2 separate regions of the Homo sapiens genome follow, and region 1 is linked to region 2. A link is a contact called in ENCODE Hi-C data. All regions are on one chromosome and are shown on one strand. The core of a region is the stretch at or near the end of the contact, and the rest is flanking DNA. Distances in the headings are between cores, read along the strand shown. Region 1 holds the start of PWP1 (PWP1 homolog, endonuclein). Region 2 holds the start of WASHC4 (WASH complex subunit 4).

What was found. Hi-C counts contacts between places; a loop is a spot of excess contacts on that map. Pooled maps may share reads with other maps.
Region 1: a map of CD8-positive, alpha-beta T cell shows a loop between it and region 2 (4-fold over the local background). The contact joins the promoter of PWP1 here to the promoter of WASHC4 in region 2. A Hi-C loop is called at or near these places in 2 of 168 maps with a recorded cell type or tissue (CD8-positive, alpha-beta T cell and naive thymus-derived CD4-positive, alpha-beta T cell) and 10 of 50 pooled maps.

The regions. Positions count from the first base shown.
Region 1 is chr12:107,682,137-107,687,048 of GRCh38, forward strand. PWP1 (PWP1 homolog, endonuclein) reads left to right here and starts at 3,663. Exons shown (of 15, transcript NM_007062.3): 1 at 3,663-3,835. The coding sequence starts at 3,764. RefSeq lists a silencer at 785-1,042 and enhancers at 3,472-3,731, 3,952-4,001.
Region 2 is chr12:105,106,462-105,111,127 of GRCh38, forward strand. WASHC4 (WASH complex subunit 4) reads left to right here and starts at 1,270. Exons shown (of 33, transcript NM_015275.3): 1 at 1,270-1,400; 2 at 4,664-4,666. The coding sequence starts at 1,340. LOC414300 (a long non-coding RNA gene) reads right to left here and starts at 1,181. Exons shown (of 2, transcript NR_121211.1): 1 at 327-1,181. RefSeq lists silencers at 1,079-1,358, 1,569-1,818 and enhancers at 1,379-1,538, 3,377-3,536.

The sequences.
Region 1 (4,912 bases), core at 2,413-4,912, 2.6 Mb after region 2:
GAGGAAGTACATGCCGATTGGTCCATGGGTGGCCATTGGCAGCCCAGAAGAGGTACCACGAGTCCCTACTCCCAACCTCGGAACTGGGAGCTGGCCCCCAGCTTTCAGGCCCTCCCTGGTCTGAAGGTCAGGCCTTACTGGGGAACCGCAGCCCAGGAATCTATTTGCCTCCTGATGCCATTCATGGCCCTGGCGCTCATCCCCAAGCCCGCTCCAAGATCTGAGCAGGTTCCAAGAGAGGAGAGAAGTCAGGCAGCAGAAGCAGACAGCCCTGAGTGACAGAGTTGTGGGGGCCCTTCCCGGGCCCCTGAGGGCACAGGCTATATAGATGGCCCAGTCCTGCACCTGAGAGGGCAGCCACAGCTGCACCCTGGGAGTTCCCACCCCGCCAACTTGGGAGGGGCAGGGATCCCACTTGTCCCCAGCTCCTGCCTGCTCTGCGGAGCAGGAGGCCCAGGTCTGCAGCCACTGGTCGGGCGGCTGCAGCTGCACCTGGGAGGGCAGATCCTGCCTGCTCCCGCCACTCCCACCAAGAGCACAGGGAGCCCCAGATCCACAGCTGCAGTTTGGGTGGCTGCTGCCTGCTCTGTAAAGCAGGAGGCCTGGGTCTGCAGCTGCAGTTTGGGTGACTGCAGCAGTACCCCGGGAGCTCCTGCCCCAACTCAGAAGGGGCAGGGCTCCCACTGGCTCCATGGAGCATGCAGCCCCAGCTGTGCCTCCTTGCTGTAGCTGGCATGATGGCAGCAGCTGCTGCCATCACTGGGACCACAGGTGCATACCACCATGCCCAGCTAATTTTTTTATTTGTAGAGACAAGATTTTGCTGTTTTCCAGGTCGGCCTCAAACTCCTGGGCTCAAGTGATCCTCCTGCCTTGGCCTCCCAAAGTGCTGGCCTCTCAAAGGAGGGCAAAGTGGATTTAGGCCGAGCCACGGAGCCCACCCTAAATCTGTCTCTTTTTAAAAATGGCAAATTTTGTGTTATGTATATTTTACTATAATAAAAATTATGGAAGGATTTTTTCTTTTAAAGTTAGTGGTTAGAAACAATCTTTTACTAAGCTCACAAATTCTGGGGGTCAGAAATTTGGGCAGGGCACAGTGGGGATGTCTTGTCTCTGTTCCATGATGGCTGGGTCTCAGCTGAGCAAGCTCAAACGCTGGGAGTGAATCAATGTCTGGGAGCTGGATTCACCTAAAGGCACTTTCATTTACAGGTCTGGGTTAACTCAAAAACTACAACTGTCTACTGGAGTACCACATGTGGTCTCTCCATGTGGTTTGGTTTCCTAACAGCATAGTGGACTCAGGGTAGCTGATATGGTTTGGGATCTGTGTCCTTACCCAAATCTCACCTTGAATTGTCATAATCCCCATGTGTTATAGGAGGGACCCAGTGAGAGGTAATTGAATCATACGGGCGGCGTTTTCCTGTGCTTTTCTCATGATAATAAGTCTCATGAGATCTGATGGTTTTATTAATTAATTAATTTATTTTTATTTATTTTTATTTTTTGAGACAGAGTCTTGATCTGTTGCCCGGGCTGGAGTGCAGCAGTGCGATTTCGGCTTACTGCAACCTCCGCCTCCTGGGTTCAGGTGATTCTCCTGCCTCAGCCTCCCAAGTAGCTGAGACTACAGGTATGCACCACCATGCCCGGCTAAGTTTTATATTTTTAGTAGAGACGGGGTTTCACTACGTTGGCCAGGCTTGTCTAGAACTCCTGACCTTGTAATCCAACTGCCTCGGCCTCCCAAAGTGCTGGGATTACAGGCATGAGCCACTGCACCCAGCTGAGATCTGATAGTTTTATAAAGGGGAGTTCCCCTGCACATGCTCTCTTCTTGCCTGCTGCCATGTAAGACATGCCTTTCTTCTCTTTTGCCTTCTGCAGTGATTGTGAGGCTTCCCCAGCCAACTGAAACTGTGAGTCCATTAAACCTCTTTTTCTTTATAAATTATCATGTCTTGGGTATGTCTTTATTAGCAGTGTGAGAACAGACTACCACAGTAGCCAAACTTTATATGGTGGCTCAGGGCTCCAAACATTAGTGTTCTACTGGTGGGCAGTGGGGGAGTGGGTGGGGGGTGTGGAAGTGGAGAAGTGGGTGTGGTGGTGGGGAAGCAAAACCTGCATCCTATTTATGACTTAACCTTGGAAACATCATTTCTGTCATACTTTATTGGCCAAAGCAGACCTACAACTACCCAGATTCAAGTTGGTGGGGGCGGGGGGGGGTGCTTTGATGGAGGAATATCAAGATCACGTTGCAGACAAACATGTGTGAAGGACTCTATTGTTGCAGCCATCCTTGAAAAATATTATCTGCCATATGGTCTTTCTAAAATGGGTTAAAAGCAAAGAAACCACAGAAGAATCATCTTACAGAAACAGAGCAGGGGGAGAAGTCTTAATGGACAAATAATCTGCCTACACAAACAATGAGCAATTTACTTCTGGGAGGATCTCTCCTCAGGCAGGGAGATTGCCAAGCGCATTAGGCTGAGTAGAGTTGGTGACAGAACTCATAGTTGTATCAGCTCCTCTGTGTGTGATCTGAGTAGGAAAGTATTTGACTACTGGGGACTCTAGCTTCATCTTTAAAACAAAGTGTTGTGAGAACCAAGTAAAATACTGTATAGAAAGATAAATGTGTTGCAAAAAGGTCCCCGAATAGAGCCCACAGGTGGACACCCCCCGTTTGACAATGCCACTGGGAAAGACCATGTGTACTGCCAGTTTATCCTTGCCACTGTTTCCCCATAGCAGCCACCTTCCTGTTTCTTTTGCTTGCCTCTCTCAGAGGTAGATGCATTGAGGGTAAATGACCAGGACAGGGCCACACAGCCAAGAGATCAAAACCCAGATTTTTCTGGGATGCTAGTTTGAGATTTTCCATTCTACAAACGTCCAGCCACTCACGAGTTCTAACAGATGACTGATCTTAGCTGAGAAGCATGACATAGATACAAGGGAGTCACACTGCCCGGGTTCATATCCCAGCTGCACCGCTTACTAGCAGTGTGACCTTTGGAAGGATCGCTGTTTTCCCAGGTGTAAAACGGAAATAAGACCTCCCACAAAGGGGTAAGTAATCACGTGATACGGCACTCAAAACAGCGCCTTCAACATAAGTAAGCCCTTTGTGTTTGCCAAGACTAAATCACTACTGCATAGTTAGTATATAATTGGTGCTAAATGTTTTTTTCTCACTTTTTTTTTTGGTGCTAAATGTTTTAAGGTGAGAAAGTAACATTTAGGGATGTAATGAGATGTAATGGTGGGATCTCCGTGAAACGACAAATTCATTTTGGAGAAAGCTTTTTAAAAAACGCAAACCACAAACCTCTGCCATTTGTCAGCTTGAAGTCTACGGAACTGCAAGCAAAATAAAGATTGGTGAAACTTTGCTTCTGACTGACCCCTACAGTCCCAAATATTTTCTTGGCCTTTACAAAGCCCGCAGGCATCGTCACATGCAGTCCTGAAAAGCCTTTTCTCTATACTTCACACAGCCCAGACCAGCCCACGTGGATTCCTCGCCCGGCTGCTTCCGCTTCCATTTTGTCCCCTCCTATTTCTCATTCGGCGCCTCAGAATGACGTCTGAAATGAGCGCCGACGCTGCCCAAACAGGAGCCTGCGCATGCGCTCTGCCCTGGCAGCGGCCCTGTGCAGATCCCTGAGCGTGTGGCAGCAGTGCGGTCGTGGTCCCTCCCTATGCAGCCTGGTTTCTAGCGTGACACGCCCTTGACTTGAGGACCATGAACCGCAGCCGCCAGGTGACGTGCGTGGCCTGGGTCCGCTGCGGCGTGGCCAAAGAGACACCAGACAAGGTGAGGCCTGGTCGCTGGGAGACAAGGGGAGCAGCGTCTTTACGGCACTGGGGGTCCGCCCAGCTGGGGGAACGTGGACCCGGAACTCGGGGCGTTGGCTGGTGCGACTGGCTGGGGTGAGGGCGGCTTTGCCCGGATTGTCGCGACTAGAGCTGCAGTTCAGAAGGTCTGGTTCGCCTGAGCCTGGAGAGTCAAGGGCCGCGCCTTCTCACTGTTCCCACCCTCAAGCCCAACCCCACTCCCAAATTCGCACGCACATGGACTTAGCGGGCCGGAAAGGGGTGGGCTGCTGTTTTTGGTGGGTAATACCCCAAAAGGCTTTTTGACAACACCACTAGCTTCACTAGCACCCAAGTGCATTTTCAAGCATAACTGGGAAGAGAGCATGAAAACTCCACTTTCCACTCTTGTGCTCCGTGTCTGAAGGAGTGAGGATGAATGTGGTGTAGAAAAACTGGTGTGGAGGCTAAGATGTCGTGAGGCTGGGAGATGAATAGGGAATTTCTTGCAGTAATCCAAGTGAGATGTTGATGGTAGCAGGGAGGATGAGAGGTAAATGTCTAACACATGAAAAACCTACAAGAGTTGGAGACTGAGACTGTAGCAGAGGTGACGATTACTTAAGTAATTTCCTCATTGGATACTAAGTGCTTTCTGTAGGCCAGGCATTGTTCAGGGTCCTGGGATAGGCATGAACAAAATAGAAAAAGTCCCGCCGGGCGCGGTGGCTCACGCCTGTAATCCCAGCACTTTGGGAGGCCAAGGCGGGCGGATCACGAGGTCAGGAGATCGAGAGCATCCTGGCTAACACGGTGAAACCCCGTCTCTACTAAAAATACAAAAAATTAGCCGGGTGTGGTGGTGGATGCCTGTAGTCCCAGCTACTCGGGAGGCTGAGGCAGGAGAATGGCGTGAACCCGGGAGGCGGAGCTTGCAGTGAGCCGAGATCGCACAGCTGCACTCCAGCCTGGGCGGGCAACAGAGTGAGACTCCGTCTCAAAAAAAAAAAAAAAAAAAAAAAAAAAAAAATAGAAAAAGACCCTGCCTTTATGGAGTCGACATGTGCACATATAGTAT
Region 2 (4,666 bases), core at 20-2,519:
GGATGCCTGTTCTTTTCAAGATTTTTTTTTTCTTTCTGAAATGCCCACTAAGTCTGCCATAGGGTCAGAAAGCAATTTTCTTACATGTTTTATAGTTTCTGCATCTAGCCTGGTGCCTGGTACCCAGTGGGCACTCAATAAACATTTAACTCAGGGCAGATCCAATGACCTCAGAAGAATGCTCTTCAATAGACCTTTTGCCTACATTGATTAGTTCTTTTCGGTACTTTTTAAGATTACAAGAGTAAAACCCTAATAAATTCTCATTGTTAAGGATTCAAAACACATAAGTAGACACATCAAAACTTGAAAATCCTGTTACTCACCAACACATGCTTTTCCCCAGGTAACCACCGTCCTCTGATTTGTCTTCCTATGAATTTACATACACGTAGGCACATACGCGTTTGTATAACTTAAAAACATAAATGTAATCACAAATACACATTACTCTGCAACTGTCTTGTGTCGGTTGTTCATGCCATTATAAATATATTTCATCTATTTTAGCAGCTCTTCAGTGATTCGTAGTATGGATGTATTGAGCTTTATGTAATTCACTTGTAATGAACATTTAGATAGTTTCCTATTAAAAACCACGTTGCTATAAATATTCTTGTGCAAATACGTGTATGCATGTAGAATTTTACACCGATCCCGATTCTCCAAAAATCCAAATTGCAGGTGGGATCATTTTAGAATGTACTTCAATAGCGTTCTTCATCCTGCCTCGCGTTTTTAAAAGGACTGAGTGGAGAGCGGGGAAGAGGTCGTAAGATCCCCTGTTAGGGTGTTCATAAAGTAACTTCTCCTCTCGCACAGAACGTCTTGACTAAAAAACAATCCGTACAGAATGTGCGGGAGAGCTGTAGGAACTCCTACGGTGGCGACAGAGAGGGAAACAGGCTTGTTGGAAGAAGCGCCTGGTCAGCGTTATCCTCGAGGATCATGCCTTCCTGTTAATTCCCCACCCCATCAATTCTACCTTTTTAGGTTAGACTGGGGAGTAACTTTCCCAGGTATTAAAAATCGTCTAGAGAGAGCAGGGCGAAATTAGAGTGCCGAAGTGGCTTGAGAAGCACAGTGAATGGTGGCGAAGCCCGAGCCGGGTCGCAAGACGCCCGCTGGCACTGCCGGCGCCATGGCGGCCGCCTTCGGCCACGGCGGAGGACTCGCTTTCCCAGGGGCCCCCGCGGTCGCAGGGGCAACGAGCCCGGCCGGCCCTCGCGAGCGGAGGCGGGGCCGGGGCCGGAAGTCACGTGCTGTGACAGTAGCTGGGGTGAGGCCGTCGTCGCCGCACGGGCTGGTTGGGGCTGTGTCTGTGGGAGGCGCCGGGGTGATGGCGGTGGAGACTCTGTCCCCGGACTGGGAGTTTGACCGCGTTGACGACGGCTCGCAGAGTAAGGGAGCTGCAGGGCGAGGGCTGCGGGTGGACGCTCCTTCGGCCCGCCGCTGTTCTGGGCTGGGCAGCGCTCCTGCGAGAGGGACGGCTGCGCAGCCGTCTGGTGCGGGACACTTCAGAGCCCTTGGGGTGTGCGAGGGACGCGCTCTCCAGCGTTACTTTCGGGGTTGGGGTCCCAGCCACGGCGGGTCAGGCTGCCCGTTCAGGGCTCGGCGTGTGAGGCGGAGACTCTCCTGGGGAGCCTGCGGTGCCCCGCGGGGAGCGGCGTCCCCCTTCAGCTGCCCCGGGGCTTGGGCGGGGCGCGCCCGGGAGGCCCAGCGGCCCCGGGATCCCAGGCTGCTTCTGTCTCTGGCCTCTTGGGGATTTCGCCAGATTCTGAGCGTTCAGCTCTGGAGGACGCTGATGTCTGGGTTCCTGTTTCGGTTTCCTGTTTTTCTTCTTTTCCTCCCAAATCAACTTTTGCAAGTTTGGGTGTCTTTCCCATCGCGTTGCTATAACCGTAGAAGGGAGCGAAAAAAGAACTTTTCACCCTGCGAAAATAAACACGTGAATGTCATTTTATCATTTTCCAGGCCTTTTATTTATGCTAAGTGATATTTTTCAGTGATGTTCTGCAGTTTCCATCGCAGTTATAAAGGCTTCAAAAATTACAGCAAATCTTCAAATTTTGCTTCACAAGATCGAATTGTCTGATTTTAACTTAGAAGTCTATCCCGAAATAAACAAATTGTGTTTCTTTCAGTAAAATATTGAGGCCAAATTAATTGTAGTGAAACTCTACTTGAAATAAATACAAGTTGGCAATCTGCTTCTTATCTTTGGTCATAGTAATCTGTGTAAGTGATCTAAGAGAGATTGGAGCATGCTGTTTGTGATTTTTTTTTTCCCTCATAGTTTTCCCAAAAGGTGGAACGTTGCTTTTAAAAATTCCGGATGAATTTTGCTTGATTTACGAAGAGAGACTAATGCCTACAATGTTAGATGAATTAGGTTTTACAAGTCTCTCAGAGAAGAGTGAGCTACATCCAGGATGGGTTGCAGTTTTTCACAAAACATTCCTGAGGTCAGGAGTTCAAGACCAGCCTGGCTAACATGGTGAAACCCCGTCTCTACTAAAAAATAAATAGCTGGGCTTGGTGGCGAGCGCCTGTAATTCCAGCTACTTGGGAGGCTGAGGCAGGAGAATCGCTTGAACCCGGCAGGCGGAGGTTGCAGTGAGCCGAGATCGCGCCATTGCACTCTAGCCTGGGTGATAATAAGGTATTAGCTCTTATGCAGCATAAAAATTAACCTTGGAGATAATGACAAAATCTTTTAATTTTTTTTTGTGGAGGGGATTCTGTATTGTTATAAAGTGAACTGTACCTTGTCATATATGTTTTATGGACAAAGATGACGAACTGGTATCTTCAAAAAAAATTGGAATAGAGTTATGTTAATTGAGTTTGAAAATGGTTCAGCCTGGAGTAGAATGGTCTGATTCACTCAACAGATATTTTCTACAACCAGTGGCTGTGCTAGATATTAGGGATAAAAAGATAAAACAAGGAGTGCAGTCTGTTGACAAAGATGAGCATGTTAAGTAGGTTTTTGGAATTTTTACTCTTAAAAAATTACCATGTAGTTCTTATCTCAACTTTTGTTATTTTAACTTTCACCAATTTTACAACCGTTTATTGTCAGCAAGGAACTTTTAATGTTATTTTAGGTTTTCTGTTTCCTGTTTGTGAATCCCTGAACATACTAAAGGAGTGATTTATTGGCGTGGTGTTTCTCTAGCATTGTCTTTTTTTTTTTTTTTTTTTTTCGAGACAAGGTCTCACTCTGTCGCCCAGTGCCGTGGCATCGCCACGGCTCACTGCAGCCTCGACCAGCTGAGCTCAGGTGATCTTCCTACCTCAGCCTCCTTAGTAGCTGGCTGATTTTTTCTTTTTAAATTGGGATAGAGACAAGGTTTTGCCATGTTGAACTCCTGGTCTCAAGCGACCCACCGGCCTTGGCCTCCTAAAGTGTTGGGGTGAGCCACCATGCCCGGCCTAGCATTGTCTTTAAGAAGTCATTTGCTGGTCAAATGCAGCTTTGACTGGTCATTTCCTGTGTAGTTGAGAATAAGACAACTATTTGGGGTTCTGAGAATCTGGGCAGTCTTATATGTAAGCTGTAGGGAAGAGAACACCTCCCTGTGCTTGGCGTTCATTAATTTTTGGTCTGTGAATCATATCTAGACTAATTGTTTTCCAAAATTGCCTAGATTAATGCTATAATAAGACAGAAACCTTAATGAACTAAATGGATTCACCGGATTTAAAACTTTATGTGGTTGAAGAATAAAGGAGAGTGGGGGCTAGGTCTTTATACTTTAATACAGCATGAGTCAGAACACACTTTCTCTTACTTGCTTCACATTGCTAATTTGAGGAGAGCAAATTTTTACCTTTTTTAGAAGACAAAGGTTGAATAAAGTTATTCATATCAATAAAAGAAACTGAGTTGGAGTTGAATTTGTTACCTTTGGGAACAAGTAATGAATTTTTATGTGTAACGTGAAATACTTTGACGAATAGGCATATTTTAAAATCCAGCTTATTCCAATGATTCCTTAAAGTTACCTATGAATGTGTTAATTCTGTGAAGAACAGCATAGTATTCTGTAGTCAAGCAGTGTTCTTTGCTGGTTTTTCCAACTTGATTATGACAGTTAAATAATTTAACAAATATCTTGGTTAAATTTTAGACATTATAGAAATAATATGCTCAAGCAGGTATAAAACCTCCATTTAAAAATATTTAGGTGTATTATTAAACATTAGTGTGTATAGAATTAAAAACTACATTTTTAAGTGTTACTTCTGTGACAGACTGTTTTTTTCACCTTCAGATCATGAATATTTGTTTTTGCAAAAGAGTTGTTCATGACTAAAAGATAGAATCAGGACATTGAATTGTTTAAGGCACTTTTCAGATTGGTTCAAAGCCCTCTATTATGGGGGTAGATGGGCTAGTGGCTTTTTCATAATATGTTAGGGTTTTAAGGTAGTAACTTTATATATGGTAACATCTACTGCTTTTAAAATTATTTCGTGTATAGAGAAGATTGAAAGCTGAATTGTTGTTTAACTTTGGAACTTTATTTTCAGGAAGTCCAGACATTCCAGAGTAATAATTAACAGTGCTTTGCGTGACTTTTGAGGTTATTTGAAGTAAATGTCCTGCAATTCATTACTTGCACTTATCACATACTGTTTTAAAATTTAAACTTAGAAA